Regions from separate parts of the Homo sapiens genome. Here region 2 is linked to region 1. A link is an interaction called in ENCODE POLR2A ChIA-PET data of the cell type or tissue named here. Cell type or tissue: PC-9. All regions are shown on one strand. Links, peaks and the distances in the headings refer to the core of each region. The heading gives the core; the rest is flanking DNA.

Region 1 (6,457 bases), core at 2,208-4,707:
AGCATTCTATTTTGTGACCTCATTTTATCTTTTCAACAGCCATATGGGGTAAGTACTTCAGATGAGGGAACTGAAATTTAGAAAGGTTAAGTAACCGGCCGGGCGCAGTGGCTCACTCCTGTAATTTCAGCACTTTGGGAGGTCGAGGTGGGTGGATCACCTGAGGTCAGGAGTTCAAGACCAGCCTGGCCAACATGGTGAAACCACGTCTCTACTAAAAATGCAAAATATTAGCCAGGTGTGGTGGCACGCACCTGTAATCCCAGCTACTCAGGAGGCTGAGACAGGAGAATCGCTTGAACCCAGGAGGCGGAGGTTGCAGTGAGCTGAGATCGCGCCTCTGCACTCTAGCCTGGGCAACAAGGGCGAAACGCCATCTCAAAAAAAAAGGTTTAGTAACTTGCTCAAGATCACCAACAGGTGTTGCATCCAGGACTGGAGCCCACCTAGCTGGATTCTTGCATCTACACTCATACTAGCTGTAGCCTGGTCTGGCTCTGTCCTGGCTTATTAATCCATCTCAGGGCCCCAGAGTGCCCTGTTGACAGCTGGGCTTGAGAGTTACCATTTATTCTTAAAATGGGTGAACCTGATGTGGATCTCAGGGAGAGACTTTGCTAAGGAGCCTTAACCAGAGAAGCCAGTGAGATCCTCATGGCAGCTTAGGAGACTGTTTGGCATAAACTCCACCTTCTGGGAGCAGCTGGCTAACCAGAGCTTTGGGGATGGGAGAAGAGAGAGAGATGGAGGCAGAGGGACTCTTTGAAGGATGCAGTGTGTACAAGGAGTTCACAGTCCTTTCCAAGTCGCTTGGGTAAATGCTCCCAACAGCCAGGGAATGAGTAGCCAAGGCCGTTCCTCTCTGTCGCCATCCCTCCCCCTCCCGGGGAGAGGGCTTATCCAAACTGACCCAATTTTCCAATTCCCTGGGGTCCCAGATTGCTGTGAGAAGAACACTGCCCTTTTGAAGGGAAGAGAATCAGGTTGCCTTAGTTACCTGGAAGGTTGGCACGCCAAGTTCAGGTGCACGTAAGGAGAAACAGGGCTAGAATAAGTGTGAGTCGAAGGTGGCCACCGTCTTGCTGCACGGTTCCCTCAGTGGCAGAAGCCTTGATCAGGCTTCAGTGGCACTTGCAGGGAATGCCGACCTAATGTCAGGTGGCTGTCCATGACGTGTATCAGGAGCTCTCTCCAGCCACATGTGGTGCTAGGTGATGAGGCTCTGCAGCCTCCAGTTCAGCAAGGGGCCCTGGATAAGAGGAATCCACTTCACTTGGAGAAGTGGCCTGGTGACATCCCTATCACCAGCTCCTCGCTATTTGCTAAGGGAAGCACCTCCACTTGGACAGGGCTGAGGGCTAGATCTGGGCAAAAAACTCCCGTCTTGCCTCTCCCAGCATGGAGATGGCCAGCTGGCTGCACACCTTTAGGTAGAACAGCAAAGGTTCAGTTGCTGCTGCCTCGAATCCGTTTCAGAGTGAGATAAAGAAAGAGAAAACTAAGAAACTGGATACAGTGACATTTTGTTATTAGACCTTCCCCAGCAGGCCATTTAGCCTTTAGTTCCTGAGCAGAAAAATAATAATGGGGTGGCGGGAGGAGGGGGCAGGCGTTCACTGTTGTGTGCGGAGAATATTCTCTAAAGATGCAGGATGGGGAAGAGGGGGTGGAGCAGAGAGTGGGGAGGAGGGAAAGAAAAAGGACAAGTGTGGTGGGTCACATGCCCATTCTCCCCACCCCCCACCCCTTGCCAGTTGCCTGCTCAATGCTTCTACCCATGACATCTCACTGTTGGGAAGAAATGAGATCTTTCAGTTTCAAATGTCTGCCAAAGAAAAGGGACGGAGGCTTAAGTTCTCACTCAATGGTCAGCCAGAAAAAAAAAAAAAAATGAAGCTGCATCAAGATTAGGGACACCTTTGTTGGCTTTTTTTTTCTTCTCTTGCTCCATTCATCACTCTCTGGCAGCGAGGACACCAGGCCAACTGCAGCTGCTGACTTTCCCCAGTCGGCTGCCTGCTGTTGCCCAGGCCTGTTTTGGTAGCAACCCCCACACTGGCTTCCTCCCCGCCCAGTGGTGGTTACTTGTTGGATTCGTCCCTGGGGTAGCCCCTGGGATCCACTGACGGGTAACAGACTTGGAAGGATAAAATGTCAAGATGCAGGCATCAGGTGGCTGCTAGGATGAGATGACCCTGGGACAGCCTTCCAGTCCTACATCTGTCGTGGCTTTTCTTGGAGAGTCGGGCTGTGAGCATTTCACTGTATTCCAGGAATTTCTTCTAAGTGCATTGTTTGTCTTTGTATCACTAACAGTGAGAACAATAACTGGCACCTGGTGATAATGGTGATAAATAATCATGATTGTCTTTAAAGATCCTTATCCATTGTCTGTCACGTGCCAAACACTATTGCTCATCATATTTTTATGGCATTTTGCAAATGAGGAAACTGAGGCCGAGAGACAAGTCAAGTGACAAGCTCATTTTTCCACTATGGAAAAAAATGTGTATGTGTTTGTTGTTCCACCCAAACATGGGATTGCATACCACACGATTCACGATTCCCTGTAGTAGATAAGCTCTCCATAAAGATCATTAGAGGACACTGAGTCAAGTCTGGCTTTGTCACTTTAAAATAGTAAGTGGGACTGGGTGCAGTGGCTGACACCTGTAATTCCAGCACTTTGGGAGGCCAAGGTGGGTGGATCACCTGAGGTCAGAAGTTCAAGACCACCCTGGTCAACATGGTGAAACACCATCTCTACTAAATATACAAAAAAATTAGCCAGGCGTGGTAGCAGGCGCCTGTAATCCCAGCTACTCGGGAGGCTGAGGCAGGAGAGTCGCTTGAACCTGGGAGACGGAGGTTGCAGTGAGTCGAGATTGTGCTATTGCACTCCAGCCTGGGCAACAAGAGCAAAACTTCGTCTCAAAAAAAAAAAAAAAAAGTAAGTGACCTTGAACCAGTTCCTTCTCAGCTATAAAACAAGGATAAGAATAGAACCTACCTACCCCTGAGAGTCATGGTGAGGATATGACATCCAACATAGAAAGTCTTAGCGCCTATCATGCCTTCATATGGGAGCCCTTTCCAGTTAGGCCAACCTACCCTCCTGTGCATTGGTAACGGTAGAGGAACTAAAACCCCTGTTTCTTCCTTGCCAACTCAGGTCTCTTCCTGGCGGGCCATGGCTCACCTGAGCCACACTGACATTAGAGCTCGCAAACCACCTTGGCAGCACTCATTATATGAATCAGTAAACTCCCCTCCTCCCCCAGTCTTATCAGGGGCAAGCCCTTCTTTGGAATTTCTGGAGTGAAGCGACTCTTGCCAGTGAGCTGGCACCAGGGCTGTGTGTGAATCAGGGTAATGAATTGCAGTTGTCATGGCAGAGCTAAAAAGGCTGATGCAGGAACTGGAGGTCTCTGGAACTCATTTGTAACTGCTTTGATATCATGTCCCCTCACTCAGTCTTCCCTTTTGCGCTGTTTGAGAGCTGTTTGAGGACCTGCTGATTTGAGCATGGTGGTGTTGCAGGAAGGGCATTGGCATTTATCACGTCCCACCCAGCGGGGGGTTGGCCATTCACTCAGCAGGTATTTATGGAGTGCCTACTGTGCTCAGACTCTGTTGCCAGAGCGGAGGATCAGAGCAAAGTCCCTGCTGCAATGGGGTGTGCACGCGGGGGATGGAGACTGGGAAATAGTTAAATAGATAAATCGCATTATGACTGGGGGTTTGATGTTCTCTAGAGCTCTTTTAGGAAGGTGGAGGGACAGACCTGGTGACACCTGTCGACAGTGGTGGTGCGGACCTAGATTTGAAGCCGGGAGACCTTGAGGCCTTTAGTAGGATGTTATCAAGAGCCTATTGTGGTGAGGTGGGCTAATTGCTGGGAGTGCAATGGTGATACACAATAGAGTCTCCAACTCGTAGAATTTACTACAAATTAGTGAGAGGCACAGCTAGTCAAGGAGCTGTGCAAATATAGTAGAAATACCAGGCTCTCTGAGTCTGTTTTTCTTCCTCTCCTGTTTCATCTGGACACGTTCAGTCATTTAACAAATATTTGTTGGATAGTGTACCTGTAATATGCCAGGCATTGTTTTGGCACTGGGGGTTCAGCAGGGATTAAACCAACAAAAATCCTTGTCCTCATGGAGCTTACTTTCAAATGCAGTGTTTGTCAAACTTGAGGAAACATCAGAACCACCTGGAGGTCTTGTTAAATACTCAGTTTGAGTCAGTGGATCTGGATGGGGCCCAAGAATGTGCATTTCCTGCAGGTCCCCAGATGATGATGCTGGCTTGACCCAACTCATACCAACCAACTAATACACTGACTCATTGACTCCTTATAATAACCTAGGAGAGGGTACTCAATTATCCCCGTTTTGCAGACAAGGAAACTGAAGACAAACGAAGTAACTTCGTCCTCCCTATGCTAAGAGGGCTAAAGAAAATGGTCTCATGAGCCAACACTGTCTACCTGCATCACTGTGATTATGAGGACCATATATCATGTTCTTTTGTTTTGCTGACCAAAGCCTGACCAGTAGCAAAATCCTGTGGGTTTTTCTTGTTCATTAAGAAATAAGGCACAGGAGGCCAGGTGTGGCAGCTCACACCTATAATCCTAGCACTTTGGGAGTCTGATACAGGAGGATAGTTTGAGCCCAGGAGTTTGAGACCAGCCTGGACAAGAAAGTGGGATCTCACTTTCTTGCCCATCTCTACAAACATTCAAAAAATGAGCTGGGCATGGTGGTCCACACCTATAGTCCCAACTACACCAGAGGCTAAGGTGGGAGGATCGCTTGATCTCAAGAGGTCAAGGCTGCAGTGAGCCATGTTTACATCATTGCAGTCCAGCCTGGGTGACAGAGTGAGATCATCTCAAGAAGAAAGCAGGCAAGCAAGGGGAAGCAGCCAATCTAAGGGGATTCCAGAAGACCGAAGGGACTTCTCTTTCATTAGAATGTATAGAATTTGTATTTTCATGGCCACAGCAGGATCAGAGGAAATTGCCCTCCCTGTTTCTCAGTGGAACTGAGCCAGGACTCCCCTGCGCTGAGCTGCTCGGGAGAGGAAGGGTCCCTGGGCTCCTTCACCCCAGGGGACTTTCCCTACTTCAACTCCAGGAAGTGCAGGGAGGTGGTTTTGAGGAAAAGCAAATCCCTCCTCTCATGGAATCCTCACTTCAGCCCTCTAGGGAGGCCTTATCCACCGCTATTCCCCTAGACCACTGCTTCAGCTTTACATACCTTTGTCACTTGCTGGTTCTGTGACCTTGGTCAAAGTTACTTATATCTTTTTGAGCCTTCATTTCTTCACCGGCAAAATGAGAATAAATTAGAATCCATCTCATAGAGTTAGTAATAATCACATTAGACATCTCTCATTATATTCAAGTTCCACTGACCAGGCAGTTCTAATGGCAGCCATTACAGTCCCCATAATATATTTGATAACTTTCTCTATAGTTACAGAGTTACTGCTCAATTCGTTTATTTTGAGGACCAGATTTTTTGGATGTAAACCACTTCTTGTTTCTCTCTGAGCAAAATGTCCCCTGGAAAAACTGGTCATGCCTAAGAAGATAGACTTCTTCCTAGTAGACAATGACTTTTGCTGGACAGGAATATTAAGAAGTGTCTTAATAGCTCAAGGAGTTTCAAAACAAATGTAAGTGGTTTATTTCTATTGCTGATATAAAACAAACATTTACCAGCAGCCAGTGGAGGACCTTGGGTTTTTCTTCAGCCTCTTCACTGGTCACGAGGCCCTCTAAGGTTTTTGCCCTCGTACAATGGTTCTTCAGTGTGGCTCCAGACCAGTATATCAGCTTCACCTGAGAACCTGTTAGAAACACATTCTCATGTCCCATGTCAGACCAACTGAATCAGAAACTCTGGGGGTACAGCTCAGCAATCTGGGTTTTCATGAGCTCTCTGGGTAACTCTGCTGCCCACTCAAGTCTGTAAACCACTGGCTAAGTGCACCCAGAAAGACCTGAGATATTTTGTTAGTGGTTGAATGGCAGACGCTGGCCAGGATTGCAGAATCGCCTGAGCACAGGTGCACACAGCCAGTTGAAATGGTCTTAATTAGCTTATGAACTTTTTTTTTTTTTTTTTGAGGTGGAGTCTCACTCTCACCCAGGTTGGAGTGCAATGGTGCGACTTCAGTTCACCGCAACATTTGCCTCCTGGGTTCAAATGATTCTCCTGCCTCGGCTTCCCGAGTAGCTGGGATTACAGGCATGTGCCACCATGCCCAGCTAATTTTGTATTTTTAGTAGAGACAGGGTTTCTCCATGTTGGTCAGGCTGGTCTCGAACTCCCAACCTCAGGTGATCCACCCGCCTCAGCCTCCCAAATGCTGGAATTACAGGCATGAGCCACTGTGCCTGGCCCAGTATTTTTTTTTTTTTTTTTTTAGTAGAGATGGAGTT
Region 2 (6,457 bases), core at 2,510-5,009, 63 kb after region 1:
GTCAGGAGTTTGAGACCAGCCTGGCCAACATGGTGAAACCCCATCTCTACTAAAAATAGAAAAAATTAGCCGGGCATGGTGGCAGGCGCCTGTGGTCCCAGCTACTTGGGAGGCTGAGGCAGGAGAATCGCTTGAACCCGGGAGGCAGAGGTTGCAGTGAGCCTAGACCGTGCCAATGCTCTCCAGCCTGGGCAACAAGAGTGAAACTCCATCTCAAAAGATAAATAAATAAATAAATGAAAAACGAATCACTCACATTTATCAAGCACTCACTGTGTACTCATGTGCTGTTTCATGCATTATCTCATGTAAGCTTCAAGGAGCACTGTGGGGCAGGTCTGAATGGTACCTGCCTGAAAGGGCTGTTGTGAAGGCCAGCTGAGTAAATATATAAATACATTAACTGCTTGGAACAGTTGCTGGTGCATAGTGAGTGCTCAGTATATGTGTTCTTATTTTTCCTGTTTTGCAAATGTGACAACTGAGCCACATAGAGTTTACATATCTTGTCCAAGGTCACACAGCTAGAAAATGACAGAGCCTGGATTCAAAGCCAGTGAGTCTGGCTCCAGAGCCCTCTGCTCTTAACCAAGAGGCAGGAGTGACACATTAGAAAGCAATGGGGACAAAGTGCATCCAGACAGTGCCTGTCCCCAAAGGTGTGCTAAGTCCGTTTTTAAAATATAGCACTGTAGTAGATCAACAAACATATCTTCAGGCTGAATTTGGCCCTCAGGTTGTCCGTTGGCTTTACCTACTCTAATCCATGATTTGGTTCTCAGAACTGAAATCTTAAACCCAACAGGCAGCACACAGAGGGGATTAGCAGCCTGGATTCACCCCATGTCAGTGAGTGGGAACAGATAAGCATAGAGACTCAAGATGGAGGTGAAGGAAGGGGATGGACCCAAAGGGCACAGGTGTGTGATCTCACCAACCCAGCAGGGCAGAGGGAAGACAGAATCCAAGATTTGGCAGTGGGGAGGTGAGCCACTGGTTTGTGGGGGCCTAGTCTGAAGGTAGGGAGGGTTTGGGGTGGAGGAACCGTCTGGAATCTCCCCTCCAGCCCTCCCTCCTCTTCTTTTTTCTATAAAAGAATTTTAGGATGGGAATAACTAGGCCAAGAAAACTTCTGGGTAAGCCAGCCCAAACAGAGTAGGGAAACAAGGAGATCTAAGGGTGGAAAAGCCAGAATTTTGAGACAGGTGTTCGGAGGGTAGAGAACAAGAGGAAGGGAAGTGTTTACGAGAAGAAGAACTTGGGAATTCCAGGTATAAATGCCTCCTCCTTCAGAGAGCAGATTTTGAGAACCAAATCCAATTCAGCTACTGTCTCCTACCTTCTCCCATTTAACTTTCTAAAAAGAGAGAGGAAGCCAGGTGTGGTGGCTCACACCTGTAATCCCAGAATTTTGGGAGGCCGAGGCAGGAGGATCACTTGAGGTCAGGAGTTTGAGACCAGACTGACAAACATGGGGAAATCCCGCCTCTACTAAAAGTACAAAAATTAGCCCGGCATGGTGGCGGGCACCTGTAGTCCCAGCTACTCAGGAGGCTGAGGCAGGAAAATCACTTGAACCCTGGGAGGTAGAGATTGCAGTGAGCTTAGATCACGCCACTGTACTCCAGCCTGGGTGACAGAGCCAGACTCTGTCTCAAAAAAAAAAAAAAAAAAAAAAAGATGGTTTAAGCAGTCCCAGCTCCTCCAGGAAGGGAGGTGATAGAATACAGTGCAAGGTTTATTAGCTGTGCAAGCCAGGACAATTATTTTGCTTCAGTTTCCCCATCATGAAAATCGGGGTATAAAACCTAACTCATCCTAACAGCCAATGTAGATTGAACCCTGAATGCCATGTGGTCAGCACAGCCCATTTTAACGCAGCGGTGACTTTGAGCACCCCCATCTTATGGATGAGGAAACAAAGCCACACAGGTTAGAGTTCATGCCCAAGGGGACAGAGCTAATGAGTGACAGTGCCTGCATTGGGACCCAGATGGCTGACTCCAGACTTGTGAGTTTTAACCACCACCGTGTATCTCTTAGGGTGAAGACTGATAATGGTGGGTGTGGTGATGGTGGTGATGATAGCTCACGTGTTAAGGATTTGAGATAAAGGGTGATGTGATTCTTCACAACGCGCAGAACTCTCTGATTATGTTTGCAACCCACATTTATCAAGGGCTTGTCTTGTGCCAGTCCCGGCACTAGATACTGTATAGGTTATCTCATTTAATCCCCACAACACCCTTATGAGAGTGGGCCTTCCTGTGTAAGTTTCACAGAGAAGAAAACTCCTCTCAAGCAGGTTACATAACCCACCTACAGTTCTGGAAGAGGTGGAGCCTGGGTTTCAGCCTCGCATCCCATTCCTGAGCCTTTGTGGGTAACATCTACCCTGCCTCCTCCTTAACCATGGAGCTGACCACAGCTCTTTCCTCCTCCCCTCCCCAGCCCTCCCTGACTACACCCCATTGCTGCATTCTCTCCCTGCCCATGGCCCGTTGGCCTTTCGCGTCTATACTGCTGACGTAGCACCTTATTAAATATCCCTGCATCCTCTAATTACCTGTGGCTCAGGCCGCGGGTAGCGTTACAGCCACATACACTCCCATGGAATGTTGTGGGGATGACTCCCTGCCTGTTTGGAGTGTGAGTCTTGTTCCCCGGCCAGACCCTCTGCCCCTGGAAGCAGAAACATGGCTTCTTCAAGCGTCTGAGCCCTCGTAGTGCCTAGCATGGGCCTGGAGTGCCATACTCACTTGATAAATGCTTGTTGCTTGGTGGATTGATTGAAATGAGGGTGGAAGGATGAGAGTGGAGGGTGAGGCAGAGAGTGTCTCTGGGTCACCCTCCAGCTCAACACAAGGGCAGTGGTCAGAGGAATAATCCAAAGTGCATACCCAGGCCCCAGAGCCGCCAAAGCTGACCTCCGCCTCCACTTCACCTGAATAGCATGGATCTCTCTGAAATGGCCCTCTTGATTTGCTTCTGGCTGGGGTGCATCTCGCCCTCTAGACTGTAAGGGCAGGGCCCTATCTGTCTCTTTCCTCTGTAGCTGGTGTTAACGAAGGCTCTGCTGTGTGTCATGTGCTCAGCTCTCCTAACAAACTTGAGAGATGGTTATTTTTATCATGCCCAGATTTGTTAGACAATGAGTAAAAGAGTCTGAACCAAACTGAATTAAAGGAAGAAGGACTTCAAACGTTGCCTTTCTTCCTGTTCATTCTGGCCTCCCCGGAGCTAAAGGTGAAGGGACTGCTTAGAAATGGTGTTCTGCAGCAGCCCCAGGTGAAGGAGCATTATCAGGAATTGTGCAACCTTAGCTATGGGAACTATGCGTGTGAAACAGCCCAGGGCGGGAAGAACCAGCCTGGCCATTGTGCCTGGGCTGGGGAGGAGAGGTTCGGCTGAAAGTTTGGACAGTTCTTGGCTTGGAGTCTGGAGGGCCCTTTAGAAAGTGATCCCGCCCAGCCAGCCCTCAGAGAGAGCAGGCCAGCATCCTGCTGGACGGTAATAAAGAGGTTACTGTGGGAAGCTGGGACTTGCTTGGGAAACACTAGGAACATGAAAGATAGGGTATGCATTCTTCAGTCCCGAGAGAATCACCACCCAGTATTAAACTTGGCAGAAGGCTTTCCTCTCCTCCTCTGAGCTGCCTCCTTAGAAAAGGCACATTGTCAGAATGCCGAATGCCCACCGTGGTCTCATGTCCTCACAGCCCGTAGGAAAGTAACTACCAGTTACCCACTGGTGGTTGCCCCTGAGAGGAGGGTAAGGGAGGCTTCCAGCCCCCGGGGTGGCTCTCCCCGACAGGTGTGCCTGTGTGCTGTTTGTAGGGTGCTCCTGGCAGAACCTACCTGTCTCCACAGCGACACATCTGGCCGTTTTTCCAGGAGGGCCTGTTGAGAAACATTCAGGAATGTTTGTGCTCCTTTAGAGATTTGTAATTAAGAAGAGGCAGAACTCGTTCTTGTCTGGCACCCTCCCTTCTTGCCCCTCCAGCATCTGGGTCATTTGATTTCACAATTGGGGTTTTCGGCAGCCCGAGTTGTGGAGGCTGGAAGCAGGGACCGACTGAACCAGGCTGGATGGTGGTGAATTGCTTCACCCGAGGGTGGGGGCTGGGAGTTCCAGGCAGGCCCCCAAGTCCTGGCCACATCTGAAAGTGGACATTTCTTCCCAGGTTGCATCCTTAGCACTTGCCCAAGGTGAAACATTTCAGGCCAGTGGAGCACCCACAGTTCCTGGGGGACGGGGGGTGGCTGGTTTAAATGGACAATTCCTCTCCTTAACTGCCAGGAAGAGTGAGTGTGTGCATGTATGTATGTGTGAGTGTGTCTGTTTAAATCTTTGTGCAGCCAAAAACACATCTCTTCATCCTGAATGACACATCTCTACACACTGAATAATTCATCTCCCTCTTGGCATTTGTTCCGGAGAGAATCTTGCTGTCCAGATTTCTTGTAAGTTGCATAGCCTTCCATAGGCACTTCCTTGTTTCCCATGGAAGAGCTCTGGGAGTCAGGATATCAGTCAGTCAGCCCTCTGGCATTTCCCCTGTGATCGCATCAAAGGGGAATGAGAATATCAAACCCAAAGTGTTTCTCTCTCCTTTGCCCTCTCCTTCTAGCTTTGGGTCCTCTTGCCTCCCTCTGCTTTATTTCTCTTGGGCACAGTGTCTGTGTTCACTGCAAGTGGAATCAGCATTGTGTCCTGGTAGGGTATCCACATGTCTGTCACATTACTGATGCTTGGAGCGAATAAATGTATTTGGCTCTGACATCTCAACGTGTAAGGCTGGAACAATCAGTGGAGTTAATGGTTTTCCAGATAGTGACACATTTTCGGGGTTTCAGTCCCGTCCTCCTAACCCCATCTCCATCCTCACACCCAGCAAGCTCAGTAAATCATTTGTATTAATGACTTTGAAACACTTTTTTTTTTTTTTTTTTTTTTTTTGAGATGGAATCTTGCTCTGGAGTGCAGTGGTGTGATCTCAGCTCACTGCAGCCTCCGCCTCCCAGGTTCAAGCGATTCTCCTGGCTCAGCCTCCCGAGTAGCTGGGATTACAAGTGCCTGCCACCATGCCCAGCTAATTTTTGTATTTTTAATAGAGATGGAGTTTCACCATGTTTGCCAGGCTGGTCTTGAACTCCTGACCTCGGGTGATCCACCCGCCTCAGCCTCCCAAATGCTGAGATTACAGGTGTGAGCCACTGCACCCAGCCGACTTTGAAACACTTAATTGCCTCTTTATTAAGCAGCCATGGATTTCCCAGGTCTATTGAATATCCTTGCACCAACACATAGATAACTGAAGGTCCCAAATATGCTAAAGCCCCCATGCCTTTTGCCTGCTTCAGATGTCCCTCTTGTCTCATTTCACCTTCTGTATCTCTAGCACAGCTTGCTCTGTGTTCCAGATTGTTCTGAGACTCACCCTTCGTCTTGTTATTTTTTATTTATTTACTTATTTATTTTGAGACGGAGTCTTGCTCTGTCCCCCAGGCTGGAGTGCAGTGGCGGGATCTCGGCTCACTGCAAGCTCCGCCTCCCGGGTTCACGCCATTCTCCTGCCTCAGCCTCCCGAGTAGCTGGGACTACAGGCGCCCGCCACTGCGCCCGGCTAATTTTTTGTATTTTTAGTAGAGAAGGGGTTTCACCGTGGTCTCGATCTCCTGACCTCGTGATCCGCCCGCCTCGGCCTCCCAAAGTGCTGGGATTACAGGCATGAGCCACTGCGCCTGGCCCAGTCTTGTTAATTTTTATTAGCAGAGCTCGAGTTTTGGAATCTGGCAGTGGAACTTCAGGTTATACCTGTGGTGTTTACTAACTGTGTGATGCCGAGCATGTTTTCTTATTTGCAAAACAGAGTAAGAGCACCTGCTACCTGGAAAGGGAATGTCACATACACAGCTTGCTTTCTAGGCCTAGAGTTAGCCCTTATTCAACATTTTAGTTATGATTAATATATGAACACAACAAATAAATTAATAAAAAAAAAGAAAGAGAAGAAATAAAATTACACTGAAATCCCTATATTCAGATAGCGTTTCAATCTGTGTCTTTCCAGTTTCTTTACTAACACACACACACACACTCTCTTCAGGCAAAATGTCATACTGTAACAGTATCCTGTAGCTTTTATCTTTGAACAGTGTTGTTTTTCTCAGAGTATATTGAGAGCATCTTTCATGTTAGCAAAATAAAGAACACTTCATCTTTTTTTTTTTTTTTTTGAGACGGAGTTTTGTTCTTGTTACCCAGGCTGGAGTGCAACGGCACGATCTCGGCTCATCGCAACCTCCACCTCCCGGGTTCAAGTGCTTCTCCTGCCTCTGCCTCCCAAGTAGCTGGGATTACAGGTGTAAGCCACCACACCTGGCCAGAACACTTCATCTTTTTTGGTTGTTCCTACATATTCATTACATTATTCACCCATTGCACAAATATTTAT

Evidence for each region. ChIA-PET counts read pairs that join two places held together with the same protein. Peaks named below come from ENCODE experiments on the same cell type or tissue, not always from the same donor. Only the 100,000 strongest peaks of a DNase experiment are listed, where the experiment ranks them.
Region 2: POLR2A ChIA-PET joins it to region 1 with 11 read pairs; 9 of 35 experiments call an interaction of 5 or more read pairs at or near these places.

What each region holds. Positions count from the first base shown.
Region 1 is chr5:168,298,706-168,305,162 of GRCh38, forward strand. The region is part of intron 1 of WWC1 (WW and C2 domain containing 1); the gene reads left to right. Among named protein-coding and RNA genes, the nearest start is that of WWC1, 10 kb to the left of the region's middle. In PC-9, for the core only: no CTCF peak of the experiment used is centred there; DNase peaks (open chromatin) are centred at 2,256 and 3,286; H3K27ac peaks cover 2,337 bases.
Region 2 is chr5:168,361,869-168,368,325 of GRCh38, forward strand. The region is part of intron 1 of WWC1 (WW and C2 domain containing 1); the gene reads left to right. Among named protein-coding and RNA genes, the nearest start is that of WWC1, 73 kb to the left of the region's middle. RefSeq lists an enhancer at 3,251-3,784. In PC-9, for the core only: a CTCF peak has its summit at 3,864; DNase peaks (open chromatin) are centred at 3,323, 3,913 and 4,483; H3K4me3 peaks cover 1,922 bases; H3K27ac peaks cover 2,500 bases.